Regions from separate parts of the Homo sapiens genome. Here region 2 is linked to region 1. Evidence: read pairs that join two places in POLR2A ChIA-PET (ENCODE). Cell type or tissue: GM12878. All regions are shown on one strand. Region 1 overlaps LOC105370032 (a long non-coding RNA gene). Region 2 overlaps COQ5 (coenzyme Q5, methyltransferase).

What was found. Peaks named below come from ENCODE experiments on the same cell type or tissue, not always from the same donor. Only the 100,000 strongest peaks of a DNase experiment are listed, where the experiment ranks them.
Region 2: POLR2A ChIA-PET joins it to region 1 with 9 read pairs; 2 of 35 experiments call an interaction of 5 or more read pairs at or near these places.

What each region holds. Positions count from the first base shown.
Region 1 is chr12:121,128,137-121,130,636 of GRCh38, reverse strand. All of the region lies in intron 2 of LOC105370032 (a long non-coding RNA gene), which reads left to right. Among named protein-coding and RNA genes, the nearest start is that of P2RX7, 3.5 kb to the left of the region's middle. RefSeq lists an enhancer at 1,357-1,651. In GM12878, no CTCF peak of the experiment used is centred here; a DNase peak (open chromatin) is centred at 1,386; H3K4me3 peaks cover 493 bases; H3K27ac peaks cover 1,821 bases.
Region 2 is chr12:120,525,886-120,528,385 of GRCh38, reverse strand. The region is part of intron 1 of COQ5 (coenzyme Q5, methyltransferase); the gene reads left to right. Among named protein-coding and RNA genes, the nearest start is that of COQ5, 2.0 kb to the left of the region's middle. RefSeq lists an enhancer at 1-238. In GM12878, no CTCF peak of the experiment used is centred here; no DNase peak of the experiment used is centred here; H3K4me3 peaks cover 136 bases; H3K27ac peaks cover 87 bases.

The DNA.
Region 1 (2,500 bases):
GAGATGGGGTTTCACCATGTTGGCTAGGTTGGTCTCGAACTCCTGGTCACAAGCGATCTGCCCGCCTTAGCCTACCAAAGTGTTGGGATTACAGGCGTGAGCCACTACACCCGGCCTGTTTGTTGTCTTTCTGCTGCACTCTTGCACTGGTCCCTCATGCTCTCCCCTCTCCACTCCTTCAGCCCTTGTCCGCTATTTCATCACTGCTACCTCCTCCACTCCATGGATTCTGTTCTCAAAGAGGTTACCAAAGACTTCTCAGTTGCCAGACTGGGTGGATATATTTTATTCCTTATGTTACTTGATCTCTTGGATGCATTCAACATCACTGGCTACTTTCTGCATCTTGGACCAGTATTTTCCCTTGGTTTCCATGACTTTCCTGGGTCCCATGTTCTCCTGGTTTCTCATTTGTACTTCTATGACTCTTTATCTTATCTTTCTTTTTAAAAAATTAATTTAATTAATTTATTTTAGAGACTGGGTCTTGCTCTGTCGTCCAGGCTGGAGTGCAGTGGCGCAATCATGGCTCACTGCAGCTTCAAACTTCTGGGCTCCAGTGATCCCCCTACCACAGCCTCCTGAGTAGCTGGGACCACAGGCACATGCCACCAAGCCTCGTTAATTTTTTTTTTAATTTTGTAGAGATAGGGTCTTGCTATGCTGCCCAGGCTGGTCTCGAACTCCTGGCTTCAAGTGATCCTCCTGACTCAGCCTTCCAAAGTGCTGGGGTTACAGGCATAAGCCACTGCATCCAATCTTTGTCTTATCTTTCTCTGGCTCTCTTCTCCCTGTAAATATCAGTTCCAGCAAATTGTCTCTCAGCACTTCTTATGATTCTATCAGGATAGGACAGGTTATGCTGCAATAACAAAGCACTCTCAGTGTCTCATGGCTTATAGCAGTGATGAATTAATTCTCACTCACACTATATGTCCATCATGGGTCTCCCAGATGGCTCAGCTCTCTGTAATCACTCAGAGATCGAGGCTAACGGAACAGCCATTGTCTTGAACTCTTTAATGAGAACTCTGGAGAGTCTCACAGCAGCAATGAAATGTTCTGACCTCGTGATGGAAGGAATATAAAGTTACCAAAAAAAAAAAAATTGGGGATTGAACGGTGGATTTCTTAGTCTTGTGAGTGTGTGGGTGTGTTTACAATTTACAGAAAATCAAGTGACATTCTTCAGCAGAAAAGGGAGTTTTTTTTTTTGAGGAAACACTTATCTCACAGACTGCAAGTGCAGGAAATGTGCCCAACCTCATGAGAACCTATTAATAGAATCAGAAACCAAACTGTCCTGTGCTGAGGTTGCTCTTTCAGTTTGTCTGAAGCCCGCCTCTGTTTGTCTCTGTGTGCCCATTGCGAGTCTCTCTAAACACTGGCTTCCTCTGTTTCTCCCAGGGCACGTGGTTCAGCAATGCTCTCCAAGTTAGGTTCCACAGTTCAAATGCAAGCCCAGATCCCCTGCCCAGTTCCAGAACTCAAGGGGAATGAATCTGATTGGCCTAATTCTTTATCCCTGGTCCAATCAGCTATGGCTGTGGGCGGGGCCATAATCACACAGGGCGTCAAGGGCCAACCTCCGTTGGGGGAGAAGGGAGGGAGGAAAGAAAGGAAGATGGCGGGAGAGAGAGAGAGAGAGAAGGGGGGTGGGAAGAGAGAGAGAGAGAGGGAGAGAGAGAATGAGAATGTGACTCTCAGAGAATAGAGGCTCCAAGGCTGAGGGACTGCTGGTTAAATACCCGTTCCTCCCCCAGGTGGGACAACTCTGAGACAAGTCTAGGCAGTCTCCAGAGGGCCTGAGGGGGTCTGAGCCCAGATGCCCACAGCCGTGACCTGCTCTTTAATTAATTAATTAGTTTTATTTATTTCCAGTGTCTTGCTCTGTCGCCCAGGCTGGAGTGCAGTGGCACGATCTCGGCTCACTGCAACCTCCGCCTCCCGGGTTCAAGCGATTCTCCTGCCTCAGCCTCGCTAGTAGCTAAGACTACAGGCGCGTGCCACCACTCCCGGCTAATTTTTGTATTTTTAGTAGAGTTGGAGTTTCACTATGTTGCCCTAGCTGGTCTAGAACTGCCGACCTCAGGTGATCCGCCCGCCTCAGCCTCCCAAAGGGCTGGGATTAGAGGTGTGAGCCACTGCGTCCGGCCTCCTGACCTACTCTTTAATGCTTCCTGTGTTGACTGCCTTCCCTTTCCTGTCTCACTTCCCCACTCCTCTTCCTGGGTCGCCTCCCAAACAAACTACTTGGACCTGAATCTCGTCCAGCCTTATGTTCTGGTGTTAAAGAGTCTGTCTGGAATTTACCCTGAGAACAATAGGTGGGTTTATAAACGGGTGTGCATGGTCTCATTTGCAGCTCAGTCAGAGCACTCTAGCTGCACCATGGAAAATGGGCGGAAGGGGCAAGAGTGGAGCCAGGGGTCTGCCCAGGGAGAGGGTAGAGTGACATGGAGGGGGACCGAAGACAGATCCCTGAAGGACACCAACACCA
Region 2 (2,500 bases), 600 kb after region 1:
CGTGAGGAAATTGAGACTTAAAGGTTAAGCAAGAAGTTGCCCAGTTGAACATATCAGTAAGTGGCGGAACCAGTATTCAAACCCAGTTTAATCTGAGTCTGAAGCCCCCGTTCTTTACCTCTAGAGAAAAATAGGGGTTTTTTTGGTTGTTTTTATTTATTTATTTATTTATTTATTTATTTTGAGACGGAGTTTCGCTCTTGTTGCCCAGGCTGGAGTGCAATGGCGCAATATGGGCTCACTGCAACCTCAGCCTCCTAGGTTCAAGCGATCCTCCTGCCTCAGCCTCCTGAGTAGCTGGGATTACAGGCATCTGCCACTGTGCCCTGCTAATTTTTGTATTTTCAGTAGAGACGGGGTTTCTTTTTTTTTTTTTTTTTTTTTTTTTTTTTTTTTTGAGACTGAGTCTCTCTCTGTCACCCCCAGGCTGGAAGGCAGTGGCGCGATCTCGGCTCACTGCAAGCTCCGCCTCCTGGCTTCACGCCATTCTCCTGCCTCAGCCTCCCGAGTAGCTGGGACTACAGGGGCCCGCCACCATGCCCGGCTAATTTTTTGTATTTTTTTTTTAGTACAGACAGGGTTTCACCATGTTAGCCAGGATGGTCTGGATCTCCTGACCTCGTGATCCACCTGCCTCGGCCTCCCAAAGTGCTGGGATTACAGGCATGAGCCACCACACCGGCCAATGTATAATCAACATTTTACAATGTATAATCAATGTATAATCAACATTTCACACAGTGGCAAGCAAGGAAGAAGTTAACTACTGAACTAAATATGAATTCCAGATTGGGGACTGAGATTGCAGTACAGACAGTCCTCGCTGTGCACAGTAATGCAAGACTGTGAAAATGTGCAAGCTGAAGTCATACACAATGACCTTAATCAATGGGAAAAATTAGAATTGTTTTATGACCTTTAAAAATTATCAACCATCAAAAACCCTGTCAGTTATAAATGTATAGTGAAATGAAAAAATATATACTGAAGTTGATATTTATTTACAGCCAGGTGCGATGGTTCACACCTGTAATCCCAGCACTTTGGGAGGCCGAGGTAGGCACTTGAAGTCAGGAGTTCGAGACCAGCCTGGCCAACGTGGTGAAACCTCATCTCTACTAAAAATACAAAAAAAATTAGCCAAGCATGGTGACGCACGCCTGTAATCACAGCTAATTAGGAGGCTGAGGCAGGCAAATTTCTTGAACCTGGGAGGTGGACGTTGCAGTGATCTGAGATTGTGCCACTGCACTCTAGCCTGGGCGACACAGTGAGACTGTCTCAAAAACAAAGAAAAAAAATTCTAATAAAAAATTAGAAACCTTGAGAATTAAATTCTTTTATTTCCTTGTAAAAAAATTGCCAAGAGTAGGCTGGGCGCAGTGGCTCACGCCTGTAATCCCAGCACTTTGAGAGGCCGAGGCGGGTGGATCATGAGGTCAGGAGATTGAGACCATCCTGGCTAACACGGTGAAACTCCGTCTCTACTAAAAATACAAAAAAATTAGCCGGGCATGGTGGCGGGCGCCTGTAGTCCCAGCTACTCCGGAGGCTGAGGCAGGAGAATGGCATGAACCCGGGAGGAGGAGCTTGCAGTGAGCCGAGATCCTGCCACTACACTCCAGCCTGGGCGACAGAGCAAGACTCTGTCTCAAAAAAAAAAAAAAAAAAAAAAAAAAAAAAAAAATTGCCAAGAGTAGTTTGAGCACTATTTGCCACCTTCTTGTCGTATGAAATATCTTTTCTATGCCTTGGCAAATTGCCATATTTCTTTCTAAGTTTTTATCTACTTCTGATATTTTATCCTTTGTGCTTTCAATGTTATGAAATACCTCCAAGAACTCCTTTAATGTGAAAGTTTTTGCTGGCATCACTTCTTCTGGGACATCTTCAACCTTTTTGTCACAGCTCCATTTCTTGTTCATGTTGGTAAGTTCATCTTCCTGCAGTTCCTCTGGCTGTATGTCTAGAGTCTCTCCAGTGGCAGCAGTGTCAATATTCCCACAGTCATCTATTTCTCCTATAACTCCACTGACACTCAATTTGAATTTCACTTCCAGCATTATCAGCATTTTCATTTTTGTTGCTCAATTCCCTCTTTCATTTATCCAGTTATGCCACGTGTGCTTTATCACTGAAAGATAAAGAGGCAATACAAGTACATGCTTTACTGTCTGTGAACTGAGTAACTGATGCAGTGACCAGTCACCTAAAGTCTGGGAAAGAAGTGCGTGATTGGTTGCTGAACATGTTGTGTATCTGTTATTTACATAGTGATTTGTAGGCTAAAGAATGTATTTTATGTAATTACTCATATTTAATATACCATTGTACTTGAATTGTGGTATTGGGTGACTGGTGTTGTTTAGCTAAACCACAGTAACTGAAATTCATGCATATTGGAACATGCAAAGCCAGGACTATTTGCTTATTTATTTATTTATTTATATTTATTTTTTTGGAGATGGAGTCTCGCTCTGTCGCCCAGGCTGGAGTGCGG